Linked DNA regions of Mus musculus: region 2 is linked to region 1. The links are chromatin loops, found by intact Hi-C in ENCODE. Cell type or tissue: heart. All regions are shown on one strand. Links, peaks and the distances in the headings refer to the core of each region. The heading gives the core; the rest is flanking DNA.

Region 1 (8,068 bases), core at 2,988-5,487:
CAAGATGTTTGTGTCTTATATGAGGAAGTCAGGTGCAAGTCATATGACTTAGCTGCAGTCCCTGGCGCCTTTGGGACTGCCGCCACACCCGCTCCCCACATGTAATGCTCTGTGTCTTACTATGACACAGTCACACTTCTCACCTGGTAGCATCAGGAATATCATGTGAGTTTCGTGGACCATCCTCTCCATAAAAGGTCAACATCAACATTCCTTTGGCAAACTTTAATCACTTCAACATTACACTTAGTATTGACTTGGGGGAAATCTAAGAGATTTCTATACACACTAAAACATTTGTTTTCAGATTAAGACAAAATAAAGACATTTGAGAACCTAAATATTTCTTCTTTTCCTACTGCTTTCTAAAGAGTTAACACCCCTTTAACTTCTAAGTATGGCAGGCATGCCCAGATAGGTTAAGCCTGGGGCATGATGGGTAAGCCTAAAAATGGAGTGTGAACTGTCAACTTGAACCTATTTGAGAAGTGGATCTCGGTGATACAGAACGTTTTTACCTTTCCCTCTCATGGGATTCCTTTCTTCACTGACTCGGGTCCTTCCAGAAAGACAGTGAGAGAGGTATTTGGTAACTGACTCTTGAAGCTTAAGGTAGACAAAGCCAGCAAGGTGGGAGCCCTGGTGCTGAGAAACAGGACAGAGACCACCTGTGACACCTGACACTGGACCCCAAGACTGTCAGGGAGAACACCTGCTCTCCCCTCCACCCCTGGCTTCCCTAAAGCAAATCGAAAGCAGGAGGTAGCAAACGGGCACCCTCAGGGCATACCCGAGGCAGAGCTGAACCCCTTGGAACCAGGGCAGACACTTTTACTACAGGGCAGGGCAACTTCAACTTCAGCATCTCAGGAACATTTGCTGAATGAATGAGTGAATGAATGAGTGGGTTAAGTGTTAAAGGCTTTATGAACCAACACTGCTGCAATTGAGCTAACCATGAGTATTGTCCCTGTCATCTATGGATGTCTCTTCCTGGTTGCTCTAATTTCTTGCTTATTTTGTTTTGTTTTTGTCTCGGTGCCAGGACTGAACCAAACCCATTAACTCCATGTCCTATAGGGAGATCCATCCCAGCCTCCCGGCTCCTGGAAGCCTTCCTTCCCTGGAGGATGAGTAGAGGGGCCCCAACAAGGCTGTCCTTTAGGAGGGATCCTGGGAAAGAAGAGGTAAGGAAAAGGTTCCTTTTCCATGTGATGAAACAAGTCATGCATTTGTTTCATCATCCGCTGATTGACAATAGGCATGGACTTCATCCATCCATCCATTCAGCCAATGCTTGTTGAGAGGCTACCATGTGCCAGCGTGATTCTAGATGGTTGGAATGTAGCAACAGAGAAAAATCAAGAGTTCTCTGTCTTGTAAAGGAGGCATTCTAGAGAGGGGAAGTGGCTAAGAAACAATATCACGATGTCATCTCTAAATGACAATGACGGAAGACATACTATAATTCTCTGTGCCACTAAGGAAAAAAAAAACATTTATTTCCTGATTTGTTTTTTGTCTGTTTGTGTTTTTTACAGTAGACATTTCTAACCTGTGTGAGGCAGTATCACATACCTTTGTGGTTTTTATCACCTTTCCCTGAGGGGCGGTTAGTTATGTGAAACATCTTTTTAGCCGCTCGGTGGAGTGGTAACTATTGATCAGTCGTGAGCTCCTGCAGGGAGAAGACCATTTGTCTGTATTAATTTCCATTGCTAAAACGTCTAACACAACTACCATATTTCTTAAATGGGGAGGGGCATTTTATTCCAACACCCCACTGGTATGTTTCTGGATTCTTATCAAAAACTCGGAGGTCAGTATTACTGTACCCATTTTATGAATGGTGGCAGCGATGCTCAGGTAGGTGAGATAACTTGCTTCCAGTCCCTTGGCCAGGCCAGAAAGATCTAGAGCTAGTTTCTCCGATGGCTGACTCTCCTTCAAGTGTCTCTGGCTTCTTTGTTTCTAATTCATTTAATACTCTTTCACTGAAAACTGGAGTATCAGGTGAGTGAGACCCAAGTACAAAAGCCAGAGATTTTCACAAACCTGATGGAGTATCTGCGAGGGGAAGATGGATGGGATGATGAACTGCCTGGAGTAGCGCCATGTTTTACAGACCTGCAAGCACTTTGGCTTGTTAGTGGAGCGTACATGTCTTAACTGCTTTTGTTTCCAAATCTATTACTTGAGTGAATGAAGACTCCGTCCCCGGACAGAAATGATTTTTATAAAAATCCTTTCCTCTGAATCCAGGGCATTGGCAGTACAACTGTCAGAAACAAGCTTGCTTTGATGTTTTACAAAGCGTGAGGCCAAATATCGATCTTTGTAGGACTTAGGGAAATATCTTGTGTATAGGAAAATATCTAAGTTGAAATGTATTAAGCCGATGTTGGCTTAATTCAAAATTATACCTAATTTGAAACAACTGTTTTCCCTTGGTCAACTGGCTAGTCTATTGGGTTTTAGTAAGAATAAGAAAATCTACAATCAAAGTTGAGTTCTTCCCCACCAAGAGCTGTGCTTCCACTTCCCCAGGCTTGTGGGAAGCAGAGCTATTAGGAAGCTGGCGCCCTTCTCTACGCCAGAGAAGATTAGCAGAAGTTAGGCAAGGGTTTAGAGACTTGAAAATTTGCCTTCAAACATGAGGAAAAAATTAAAGTTTTTCCTAAAGTTGTTCCTATTGGCAGAGACTTCATTCATATCCTGCTCGTACAGGCGCAGATATGGGCATGGGTACAGATGTGGGTGTGGATACAGATACGGCCATGGGTACAGATGTGGGCATGGGTACAGATGTGGGCATGGGTACAGATGTGGGCATGGGTACAGATGTGGGCATGGGTACAGATGTGGGTGTGGATACAGATACGGCCATGGGTACAGATGTGGGCATGGGTACAGATGTGGGCATGGGTACAGATGTGGGCATGGGTACAGATCTAGACATGGGTACAGTTGAGGGCATGGGTGACACATTCTTTTCTGCAGAGGCAGAGTATTCTGTATGAGTATATGAGATGCTGTGTGAGTGTAGCTAAGTTTACTTATCTGTTTCACTTTGGTGGGACATTGAGTTGCTTCCTGTTCCGAGATGCTGAGAGTGAGGCAGTAGCCTCTGCCACCGGCTGAGGCAGTGGGGCGTTCTGACAGTGCTATCCTCTGTGTGTATCCACACATCTGTATTTCCCCCTCCAAGGCACAAAGAGGATCATGGAGCAGGGACTAGAAAGAATGTAAGTCAGAAGATGAGGAAGAGTGCTGCGAAGCCCAATCTTCAGGATGACATGGCCACTGTACTCATAAACTTGTAGCCATGGTTACCTGCCCACTGAGGGCCCATCAGTGGTCCATCATTTGTAAGGGAGGGAGGCCTCCTCATGAGGCCTAGCCTTCCTTGAGGAGTTCTTGGCAGCTAACAGGGTATCAGGGGAGGGGAGGGGAGGGGATTTTCCTCCTGGCCACAGGTAGGTCGTCCAGACTTTAGGAAATAGTATTCCTATCCAAGCTCATGTAAACAATGCTGATTAAAATCAGTAAGTTGTGAGTGGGGACGGGGAGGAAGAACAGAAAAAATGTCAGGAAAGTAGGAGAGGGACTGGGTGGAAGGAATATGGAGTTCAGCAAGAGGGGACAAGAAAGAATGGGGGAGAGTGAATTTAGTCAAAATACATTATATATAGATAGATATAAATATAGATAGCTATAGATATGCATACACATACGTAATTGTCACACACAGACATACAAAGAGTTCATGACAAAATACACAGTACCTACATTATCTGGATTTTTAGAAAGCTACAGTCTTCATGCCCTTGAGAAGGCCTGAAACAAAGAAAATTAGTGTATATTATAATATGTACGGTAACCCACTGTGTCTGCTCTGCCTTCATGGGGTCAATCAAACACAGACAACAATGTTTATGAAAAACAACCGCATCTGTCCTAAACATGTACACTCCTGTTTTCCTGGTCATTTTCCCCTAAGCAATAACTGCAGCTACTCACAGCACTTACATTGATTTGTGTGAAACAAGTAATCAGGAGATTGCGTGGGTTTTATGCAAACACTATCCATCTCACAGAAGGTACTCGAGCATCCTTGCATCTCAGTATCCACTGGGTACTGGAGCCAATCGCAGGAGGACACCAAGAAACAGTCCTGTTTATATGCTTTTCAGGTAAAGACAATTCCAGACCGCAAGGATCAGGTGCAGGTCGTGATTCAGATCTGTGCTCTCAGAATACAGAACAGAATCTTTTGTCTAGCATGCCAGACCTGTCATGAAAGCTGTTCAAGTAAGAGATCGGGCGGGCACTGTGAAGCAGGGGGAGGCTGACAAGTGGCCAGGACACCCGGGGGTCAGGAAGCAACTCCCTGGAGCATAGTCCCTGCGGTACCATCTCCTCTAGCTTCATGGCTACTTACAAGCTATCCTGACCCTAGAAAGGGATCTAAGGAGAAAGCTACTGCGCTGAGCCTAGGAGGCAGCAAACAGCTTTGGGAGAGGAGCCACAACAGCAGGGAAGCAGTGCCAAGAACAACAGGAAGCTCGAAGCCACGCCCCTGCTCGTTGAGCGAGCGCAGGCCTGGAAGCCTGGGTTATTTGCTCCAAAGAGCCTTGAGCAGATGTTACATAAACAAAACCTCCACTGACTCCAATTCTGGGTCTGGCCTAAAATAGCCCCGGGGCTAGACTCTGTCATTCCTAGTGGTTCCCCATGTGTGCAAACTACTGCCCTCATTGAACCATGTTGGTGGACACACTGCAGCCTCCTCAAGGGACAGCTTCCCCTAGGACCAAAAGCAAGGCTCCTTGACTGCCCGTGGTGGCCCAGACACAAGGCGTCCCTCTAAGATCTCTGGTGGCTGCTGGCTCCTCTCTCCAGGAGGCAGGAAGTTGGGGGAGGAATGTTTAAAAAGTCTCCCCCCACCGCTTTCTTCCCCCTCTTCTTTCTCCTCCATCTTCCCTTTTCCCCCTCTCTTCTCCTCTTCCTCCTCTCCATCCTTCCCCTCCCCATCTTTCACCCCTCCTCTTTCCCCACTTCTCTCTCTCCTACTCCTTTGTATAATGTGGAGAAACCCGAAGCAGAAGCAAGCTTTCCAGGTTACCGCGGGTGCAGGCGGTAGTAGAGTTCCTTCTTGGGGCTTTTATTTGCAATTGATTTAAGACTGTCGCTGTGCTCCCGACTGACTTTGTGCTTGTACAAGTTTCCCAGACCTGTTTGGGTTTCAGCTCCTTTGTGCTACATACAGAAAACCAGTCCAGTGTGAACATCTGGAGGCTTGAACATCTGTGCCCCAGCAAGGGGTCACTCCAGCGTTACCACTACTTCAGCATGGGTCCCTGGAAACTGTTAATCATCTTTTTCTCCTTGGCCGCTTGCCTCTCTCTAGAATCTTACAAGCAAATCTTAAAGCAAAGCAAAAAACAATAAAGCAATGTCTATGATTCAAAAATACTGGTGCCAGATACTTGCTATATGTTTAGTACTATAGAAAGTATCCGATGTGTTTCCTTTTGTTTAATTTTCACTGAACAGTCCTATGAAATTTGAAGTTATTACCTCCAGGAGACAGATAATGACAGGTTAGAAAAAATAACGATAGGACTTGCCAGAATTTCTACAGGGGTGGGACAGGGCCCAGAGCTGGCAGGGACTGACTGTGTCAGAGAACATCTGCCAGGCCTCATAGCTCCTCCTCTTGGTTTTCTTTCTGCTCAAAGTCCAAGCTACTCTATCTTTTGCCCTTCTAATTAAACACAGCAACCAGTGTTCATCCTAACATGGTCTCTGAGACCCAATCGGCCAACATGCTATTGACATCAGGAAAAAAAAAAAAAAAAGGTATGACGCATACGGAGGAAGTGTTGAGATTATATTTTTTTTTTCAGTACTTGTACTTTGAAAGAGGTCTTTGTGTTTCTCTGGGTTAGAGCCTCCCAGATGTAGTTGTTAGCCCCGAGCCTAAGTTCTAAGCCCCCTAGAGGAAGGCTGAAACCATATGTAGACAAGAAGAGGCCTATAAGAGGCCAGTACTCAGGCTAGGGCCAGTGCCAGCTGCAGGGAGCAGGGAGGGCTCATGTCACTTGGGAACTCTTAGCTTCCTGAAGATTTTAGTTCTGACCCCAATTGTCTCTTGAGTCTGGGACCCTCAGGGATTTCTGTTCTAGGATGGTACACTCTTCCCCTTAGAACTAAGGCAACTTTACCGTTAGACAGAATCAAATGGCATATATATGGTGGGACTGGGTGGACCTATATGTTAGAACTTTAGGTGCCAGGACCAGAATACCTAAGGGAAACATTTAAATGGGAGGATTCTTTTGGCTCACGGTTTCAAAGGGCTCAGTCCATGGTTACTTGGTTCTGTGGAGAAACGTGGGTCATGGTGGTACCATCATGTATGTCTAACCAGAAAGCAGAAGTGACAAGGGATCTGGGGACTTGTCATAGCTCTCACGAGCATACCCATTTTGACCCACTTCTTCCATATAGGTTCTACTTCCTAAGGCTTCTAGAACCTACCAGAATAGCACTACCAGTTGGGGTCTAAGCCTTCAGTGCATGAACCTCTTTTGGGGGGGGGGGGGCGACACTTCATGCTCAAACTCTCGCATCCTACCTGTATGGAGCTTTTATTCCTTATTCATCCAAACATCCCTAACAGTCCTGAGATATCTGCTATGTGCCGAATTCTAAAATAGTGGCTATGGTCCCTGACTTTCCAGAGCTGGAAATCTAGAGCAGGGGATGAAGAGAAAGCAGCTGTTGCAAAGGCTGGGGCAGATGCAGCAAGGAGTTTTGGAAACACAACTGAAGCTCTGCTTTGGTCTGGGTGCTGAGCACTGGGGTTTATCTGTGTTGTGGCTGAGGGAAGGGGCATGAATATATACACAGTGGTTTCCCAGGAGAGATTGCCCCACGCTCTCTCTTCTCTGGAAACCCCGGGTGCCCAAGATTTGAGCTACGGTACTGAATACTATGCCTGGCCTCCCCCACCGCCCTTTACTCATGTCTCCCCAAGAGAGCAGGCATGATTTATCTGACTGGGGAGTCAGGAGGAGTTCAGAAGGGGAAACTGGGACAGGGTGACTCAGCTGCTTTTCTGGGGTGGGTCACTCCCTTCTGAGCCTGAGTGTAGTTTCTAGAAGATGGCTGTTGCCAGAAGGTGCTGACCATGTAGCTGTGGGAGTGAGTTCAGGATGGGGGAGAGAGAGATTGTACTAAGCCCATTTGGCTACATTCTACAACCTAGCCATCATTAGTATTTCCTGTTTTGGTCTCCTTTTGCCTGATGCTTGTGGTAAGGAAGAAGGTAAGCAGACTCCTTTGAATTGTAACACAGATGACACTTAAGTATGGTTCATAAGTGAATGGTGGGCATGTGGTCACCACTCTGGCCTGACTGACAGGAATGTACATCCCATCTCTAAGACTTGAATGACTGACCTGGAGATCGGTAGGGTCGCCTTGCCCCTCCCCTACCTCTGCAGCTCCCTTCTGCCCTAGCACTGCAGTAACACAACAGGAGAATGCAGGACGAAAGAAATGAGTCTGAATGGTTCTGTTCAGGTGTGGACTGGTTCCACATGGTCACCAGCTTTCTTTGGTCCAAGCCTGGAAGCTCACCTTATCTCTAGAGAAGACTCTCAGGATAGCTGCCTTCCTTCTCTTCTAAGACACCTTCCATTCAGAAGGCTCCTTAGGAAATGTGTTCTGGCTGGCCTGCCTCAGACACCGTTACCCTCTCACACATGTCAGCTTCCCATAGAGGTGAATTTTGGGTTGTATTTGTTCCTAGAAGATGCTGAAACTCTATCATCCTGAACCTCCTGGGTCAGGGCTGCTGCTTCTTTTTCTTCAGTGATGGATGACCTAGAAGCAGAGGGGTAAGGGACCACCCAGAAAGGATTTGCAAAATCCCAGAGAGCCCCCACCGAAACACCCCTAGTGGTCTCATTTCAGACACTTTACTTGACTCATTAATTCTATCAGCCAGTTTCTTAGTTGGTAACTAGTGATTTTTTATAGTTGAATATATATATATTCA
Region 2 (8,068 bases), core at 3,720-6,219, 250 kb after region 1:
ATTAAAACACATGCATAGCCTGTCTTCCTTCATATTCTTCATCACACTAATTGCCTCTGTAATTTACTTTGTTTAAGTTTATTTACTTTTTCATAAGCTAGGATTTCTCTTTGTAACCATGGCTGGTCTGAAACTCACTAAAATAGACCAATCTTGCTCAAACGCAAGAGACCTGCCTGCCTTTGCCTGAATGCTGGGATTAAAGGGTTTTATTTTACTGAACAAATTAATGAGAAAACTCAAGTTAAAAATCAAATATGAGGCCTACTCTAGGAGAGCCTCAAGTCTGGTTCAGATACGGGATGAGTCTGAAATAAGATACCAATGACTATTATACACACAACAATGGTAGATTATCAGCTAACACAAGCTTTGAATTACTTTTAAATTCATTTCCTCAACTTTTAAAAATTCTTTTATACAAACACATTCCTTAAGAGTTATCATCCTTATGAGACATCAAAGTAGGGTTGGAAAGATGGCTCAGTAAGCAAAGGTACTTGCTGCCAAGCCTGACCCATAGGAGCCCATAGGGAAGATGCCTTCCCCACAGGATCACATGCCCTCACACACACACACACACACACACACAGAGTAAAGAATATGCTCAAAAACAGCTTGAAATCTGAGATAAAGTTCTACAAACATTAAAATTATAAACCAGTGCCATCCAGCAAAGTCATTTGTATGTCCCTTTCACAGTTTCTGGGCCTGGCCCCTGGCTGGCTAAACTGTTCTTCAACATGGTCTGAGTAGCTACCAACAACTACTAAACCTAACTGGCTAGAAGCTGGCTGATCTTGGGCACCATGGCTTTGCTGTGGTTCTATCCCATCAAACAACATAATGAAGGTAGTTTAGAGTATAAAAGAAATAGGTTGGACTAAAATTAGTAAATACTGACATATTATGTGATATGTCTGGTAATGATCACACTGGTTCCTCTAGACTCAGCAGTATGTTGAGCTGTGACTGTCTATAAATACGGATCAGTTACGTCAGTGTGTTTTACATTGCTTATGCCCTTCCAATAAAGAGTATCAATCAGTTTGACCAGCAGTATCTAGTAAGTTTGCCACTTCTTTCTTCTTCCAGTCTTCCAAGTTATAGGTATGTATTTAGTATGAAACCATGGGAATTTATAATTTTCTTTTCCCATAAATGGTTTTTTCTTCAATATGTTTCTTCAAAAGATTTCTCCTAGCACATGCAAATCAAAAATAAAAAACATTACTCATCTAGAATATCTAGAAAGAACGTATCACAAAAGAATAAAATGATTTCTCAAATTAGAGTACTAGTGAGCTTATTAAGAAAAATTAGACGAAAAACCAAAAAAAAAAAAAAAAAGAAAGAAAGAAAGAAAGAAAGAAGAGAAGAGAAGAGAAGAGAAGAGAAGAGAAGGGAAAGGAAAGGAAAAGAAAAGAAAAGAAAGGACAAGACAAGACAAGACAGGCTCAACTGCAAAAGCAAGCACACAGGCAGACCTGAATCTTTTCAGTCTGACCTGGATTACAGACAGACAATACTGTAACCATTTATAATATTGTTTCTTTAAAAGTAAAAGGGAGAAATGCTTTAACCAACTCCTTAGCAAAAAGAGAAGTAAGCTTATGTGGTTTACTATAATTTTAATTTTTAAAGATTTGTTTATTTTATCTTTGTGTATGAGTGTTTTGTTGAGCCTGCTGTAATTGGAGTTATGGATGGTTGTAAGCTACCATGTGGGTGCTGGGAACCGAACCTGGTCCTCTGTAGGAGCAGCAAATGCTCTTAACTGCTGAGCCATCTTTCCAGCCCATGGTTCACTGTAATTATTAATCACTTTTCCGATTATACTTGAAAAGGAAAGTGAAACCGTTATAACATATAAGCACAAATTTCAAAGCCTCTTGTAGGTGCAAACTTGGCTACATAGTCTAGTATGCCTAACATTATGCATGATGGTCATACATAAGCTTTACATTATTATAGAATTCTGTATCACCACAAAACAGGGTTTGGCTTTTGCTGACCAAAAGTTGGTTCAAAGTAAAAAGAGAATTAGCTAAATGAACCACGGTTTGGTTTGAAAATGGCAATGTTGAATTCTTAATCTATATTTTACACAAATGTTTCTCAAAGCAGAGCGCCACCTGAGGAGGGTAATAACTAACAAAGGCTAGTGTTTCCTGAGCACAAGACACACACTCACGTATTCTCTGTATACATTATCTCACCCCTTAATCTGGAAAGGTATGAACTAAAGCTGTCATCCTGTGAACTGAGGAGACACAAGTGATTGATTTATATAAAAGTGGCAGAGGAAGGTTACTACCTATCAGAAGTGTCTAAGGGAGGTCACAAACATACTAAGGCTTCCTGCAAAGGTGGCAAACACCACCATCACTAGTGTCTGCAGCAGATTCCGAGGTACAATCAAAACCACCTCCAAGACCTTCCTCCAACCCCATCCAAGCCTATTCATGAACAAGAGCTCCACTCATATGTGGCCACTGGCCTGGAAAAAGAGGGCTGGAACACCAGCGGATGCTCCCCACATGATCTTAATGGGCAGATAAACTAGACTAAATGACTGTTAGTCCTGCAAATGGAAGTACTTTATTTCTAATGCTTATAATAATAAAGGCTAGTAGTTCCTGAGCACAAGCCAGGTGATTCTGAAAGACAAGATGAAAAGACCACTAATAATTACTTCACACACTTGTTAACCACTCCAAATAGTCAACTACAATCCAACTTTCTATCTGAGCACTTTGACTATTCTATTTCCCAACAACATGTTTAGCTTTTCTTCTTCTTGAACAGAAGAGACATGACAACTGCACTTGAACCTTATTTGGTTACTCTGAACCCAGGACAAGCACTCTAACACTGAGCTACATCTCCAGCCCTAGCTGAACCTCTGCAAATAAATTTCTGCCAGCTTTGATTTGACAGGAGGAGTTTAAGGATGACCACAGACAACATGAAAAAGTTCAGAAATCCTTTATGTAGCCCTGAAGACCAGGGGAGTCTGCAACTCACAGATCCACCTGCCTCTGCCTCCTGAGTACTGGGACTATCACTGTGTCGGTTTTTTGTTTGTTTGTAATTGCTTTTAAAAGCACCCATAGTCCTTAAGTTCAAAAGAAAAAGAAAAAAGTCCTAAGAGTTAAACTAAAAATTAAATAGCAGGTTATAACACTAAAAGCATTATGATATACATTTAAACTGTATTATTCATAATTAGCTATATTCCTTAATTAAGTTTGTGTTGACAGTTAAAACAGAGCAGTTATTATGGTGCGAAGTCCCATCTCCTTATCCAGGTACTGAAACAATGCTTATGCAGTGTTTTTACCCTGTTAAATCACCTAAATGCACACGTTAACAGGTGCGAAGACACCAAGGTGTTACATAAGCACACCCCAACAACAACAACAAGGCTAGTCAGGATGACTACACAAGGGCCGATCTTCTGAGGAGCCTCACTGTTTGACCGCCTTGCCCACAGCACGCCCCACTCACCCTACACCAAAAAACAATGACAAGCGCTCCAGACAGCTTCAGGCTCGCTGCCTTTTTCTATCAGTGATAAAGTGATATGCAAGTACAGGAAGTTTGAGCGATGACTTTTCAACTGGAGATAGCAGCTGCAAAGGAGTATCAATACCCTAAGTTGTACAAACTCCGGATTTTATCAGGGAAATGTTACAAAACTTCCTTCTTCCGGACAACTCATTATTTGCCCCAAGTCTACATTCCTTTATTAGTCACGACCTTTCAGAATGCTTTCATCCCTTATTGTTTGAATAATATTGGGACTTTTGATGTTGCTAATAAACCTTACAGGGGCCCTTATCAAAGAAGCCAACCTAGGTCCGTGTCCCAAAACAGACCGGATTACAGGAAACTCGGTACTTGTAATTCCTTGTAAACAGATGTATCCTCCTCTTTTTTTCCGTCCACCTGTATACTTCTATCATACATAATTGACAGCAACTCGAATCAGTTTTGCAGAAATTTACTCTTGAGGAACTGGGAAGCCCCTACGTGTTATGTGTGATAGACACACGACAGTGAATCTCATTTACCAACTGCCACTGGGATCTTAACACCTCAGATCTGACCTCTGAGCCATATGTCAATAGGCTGTAAGTCAGGCAGAGTCCCAAAGAATAACGGGGGTGTGGGGGGTGTTACAAAGATGGATCCCACAAGATGTGTGTGTGTGTGTGTGTGTGTGTGTGTGAGTGTGTGCACCTCTAGCCTGTACCGATGGCCCATCAGGCAGACCCTAAAGAGCCATCTTCCCGGCTGGGACCCCACACATCCCCGCGGGCCACGGGGCCTGCTCCGGGGCTGTGGGAGGGAGGGGAGGCAGTGTCTGTCCCCACTTGGGAGTCCTAAACAAATGGAAGCAGAGCAAGTTCTCACTTCCTGATCGCCGGAGCTTCCCCCAAGGCCCCCGTCCCGCGCCAGTCACCGGGGACGGGGGTTTAAGAAAAGGAGGACCCCCAGGGGTCCCAGGGCCCACCCCGCCCGCGCCTCGCCACCCGTCCTCGTCCTAGCCCTCGCAGGGCCTTACACGGTGACGTGACCGGAGCCGCGGACCACCACCGGGTCGGGCGAGTACTTGAGCAGCTGCTCCTCCAGGGCCCGCTCCTCGTCCTCCTCCTCCTCGTAGATTTCATCGAAATCCGCCATCCCGAGCCGGCGAGCCCCCCGCCCGGGGCCCTGGCTCTGGGGCGGCCGCGGGGAACGGCTGGTGAGGCGGCGGGCGCGGAGGCCGCGGAGCTGGCGCTCGGCAGTGTGGGCTCCGGCTACTGAGGAGACCTGGTCCCGGCCGCCGCCGTTGCCGCCGCCACCGCCGCCATTACCGTGGGCAGGAACAACAACACAATGTCAACATCCGCCGGGGCCGCCACCCCCGCCAGCGCCGCCGCCCGCGCCAGCGCCGCCGCCGTCGCCGCCGCAACTCCGGCAACCACAGCAACAGCCCGAGCCACCCGCAGCAGGAGCAGCCGGCTACCGCATCGCGAGACTTCCCGGGAGCGCGGGCGGGCGCGGGCGTGGGCGCGGGCGCGCGGGTGGGCGGGCGGGCGCGTTCACGCGGACGGTCTCGCGCGCTCCCGGGACGCCGGCCTCTTCCTCCGCTTCCACCCGGCGCGGCCCCGCCCTCCGGCTCCAGGGTCAGCGACCCGGAAGGCGGCGTCTGTGAGGATCGGGGGCGCTGACCCCGACTCGACTCCTAGAGCCAGGCTGGAGTAATCTGTAGCCCAAACAACGACAGCGGGCGAAGCCCCTGGCCGGACCAGAGAATCTGACTGCCGGTTTAATAAAACGTTTTTAGTCCACGATGCGAAGCAGAGTTGGTTGACTTTGCCAACTTGAGATTAACAAAGCAGTGCATTCTCTTTTTTTTTGTTGTTGTTGTTTGGTTTGGTTTGGTTTGGTTTGGTTTGGTTTGGTTTGGTTTGGTTTGGTTTGGTTTGGTTTGGTTTGGTTTGGTTTGGTTTGGTTTGGTTTTTCGAGACAGGGTTTCTCTGTGTAGCCCTGGCTGTCCTGGAACTCATTCTGTAGACCAGGCTGGCCTCGAATTCAGAAATCCCCCTGCCTCTGCCTCCCAAGTGTTGGGATTAAAGGCGTGCACCACCACTGCCCGGCAAACAGTGCTTTCCTGTCTACTGTCCTACCTGATTTTCCAAAATATCTCCAAAGCCAAATATTCTGTCCTTTTAGCCCAGGTTGTTTGTTTGTTTGTTTGTTTGTTAACAAGAAATCTCACCATCAATACTACCTAACAAAGTTGACAAGTTCTCTGTGTTCCAATTAAGAAGTTGCAGTTGTATGCTTCGTCTCTCTAGTGAAAAATGTTTTCTCCACAAGAGGGGATGGGGGAAGGGAGGAACAGTGGACTCATGGATCACCTTGGACCTGGTTTCACAATCAAGAGTCTGCCAAGCATCCAAACAACATAGGAACAGAACTGGACTCCTACGGCAAACTGGACCATGGGGTAACAAGAGTTCCTCATTGGTCTGGAAAGGAAAGAGGAGTTGTACTGGACCCAGTGTCCACAAACAGTTCTCTACGCAGTGTTCGCATCCTTCAAGTTCGTTTACGGGTCTTTGTCCAAGCAGAAAACGTACAAAGGTTAACATGAGAGTGGAAAATGCTGGACAACTTAATCCTGGAAAGATCTGGGGAAAAAAAAAAGGGCAGTGAGCTAGGCAGGGAAAAATAGTCGATGCGTCAGACTTATGCTTTCCCAGATTTATTCATTCAATAAACACTGAACCTACTGTGTGGTCAGCTGTGTGTGTGTGTGTGTGTGTGTGTGTGTGTGTGTGTGTGTCTGTGCGCGTGCACGCGCGACTATGTATGTTACAGTCTCTGGCAGTAACTTTTCTGTCATTAAGGCAAGCAACCATAATTCTCTAGGGGGGTGGGAGTCAGAGGGTATGTCAAAGGCTCCAATGGAGCATACACACAGGAGGCAGCTTAACTTGGTAGTTCTGAAGGCTGACTTTGAATCGCCCTCTATCATTTCCTATGGGACCCTGGCCAAGTCCTTTAACCTCTTGGTCTTTGACCTGTCACAGGAAGACAAAAGTGCGGCGTGGTAGCACACATCTATAAAACCCTAGCAGGTGGGAGATGGAGACAGGAAAATTAGGCATTGAACATCACTCTATATAGCCAGTTTGAGCTATAATAGAGCCTTGTCTCTAAAATAAAATAGATATAATAGTACCTATCCCTTGGGCTACTTGACAGAGTCTCTTGATGTACGTGGAATGCTTAGAAGAGGGATATATAGTCACAACAGGAAACATTCTTGATTCTTCCCCGCTTCTCTGCCATGAAGATCACCACGTTCCTTTGGCATTGTGTAATGTTTCAGTGTCCGTGAAGTATTATTAGTTTCAGAGACCCTATGTGAACTTGCTCTTGATCCCGTGTGTATGTGTGTATTTAATACTCTCATTCAGGACTTCAACTTCAACACATTGGCTGCAGAGAGTTCCTGAGCCTCCTCCTTGACAGTAATCAAGAGCCCAGTGGCCACATTCAAAGAGTGGCTGCAGAAAGGATGAGGGAGGAGGAGGAGGAAAATGGGTCTGTTTCGGTCATGGGCCACACCCTGCATGCTGTGTACAACCCAGAATCCACCTCTCAGTCAACACAGCCGCTGAGCATCACCCAGCTGACAACTTTCCAAGGACAGAAGAAACTGGAAGAGCCCCTTCTTTCTCCAGCACCCTCCACAGATCCGTCTTCAGAGGAGAACCTACAAGAATGTTTTCTGAATGGAGATGGATCATGGCTGGCACTGCCGGCAGAACACTGGGAGTTAATTAGGCGGCAGAGGACTGGCAAGAAGCTCACTCTCGCAGCACTGACTTTGCGTGGGAGGAGCACTCTGGCTGGACTCCGACAGAGAGATCGGTCTGACTCCCATTGCCGAGGTGTGAAGAGAAGTCATTGTTTTTAGTTGTTTTCTTTCTTTTTGACTCTTCTTCCGGTTTGGGGGGGCGGGGGGGGAACCTGCTGGTGTCAGTAAAGGGGCTCGAGACCTGGGAGCAAGGCCAAGAGGGCGAGGAAGGATGAGTCAAGCATTTCTCTATAATAGTTGACATCATAATTCCAAACTCCACCCCCAACACTCCAGGATTGCTTCCTGCCAAATGACTCCCTCCGCCTTTCCTGAGTATGAACCAGTCTTTGTCAAAATGTTCCCCCTCTCCTGTGCCCACAGTACACACCCCTGCAAACATGTCTCTTCTTTTGTATACCTCTTCATGCTCCTCACGTTCACATGTTCCTTCAGATCAACTGGCTTAAAACAAACAGGACAGCTCAGTAACCCCAGGAGCCAAGACTTTAGTTGCTATTTGAGGCGGGGAGTGGGGGTGGGATGGGGGTGAGATGGCAACTCACTTCATAGCCCAGGCTGGCCTAGAACCTGTCATGTAGCCCAGGTTGGCTTCAGATGTGTGGCAATACTCTTGTCTCATCCTTCTGGGTGGCGAGGAGCCTGTCATTCATAGATTTAAGACCTCCAACGAGTCAAGCAATGGTG

What was found. Peaks named below come from ENCODE experiments on the same cell type or tissue, not always from the same donor. Only the 100,000 strongest peaks of a DNase experiment are listed, where the experiment ranks them.
Region 2: a loop joins it to region 1, with 2.4 times the contacts of the local background. A loop is called at or near these places in 3 of 42 quality-filtered maps.

What each region holds. Positions count from the first base shown.
Region 1 is chr5:74,787,866-74,795,933 of GRCm38, forward strand. No RefSeq gene overlaps it. Among named protein-coding and RNA genes, the nearest start is that of Lnx1, 89 kb to the left of the region's middle. In heart, for the core only: a CTCF peak has its summit at 4,514; a DNase peak (open chromatin) is centred at 4,636; H3K4me3 peaks cover 719 bases; H3K27ac peaks cover 1,389 bases; H3K27me3 peaks cover 449 bases.
Region 2 is chr5:75,039,610-75,047,677 of GRCm38, forward strand. Chic2 (cysteine-rich hydrophobic domain 2) reads right to left here and starts at 5,032. Exons shown (of 6, transcript NM_028850.5): 1 at 4,571-5,032. The coding sequence starts at 4,689. In heart, for the core only: no CTCF peak of the experiment used is centred there; DNase peaks (open chromatin) are centred at 4,502 and 5,032; H3K4me3 peaks cover 1,723 bases; H3K27ac peaks cover 1,626 bases.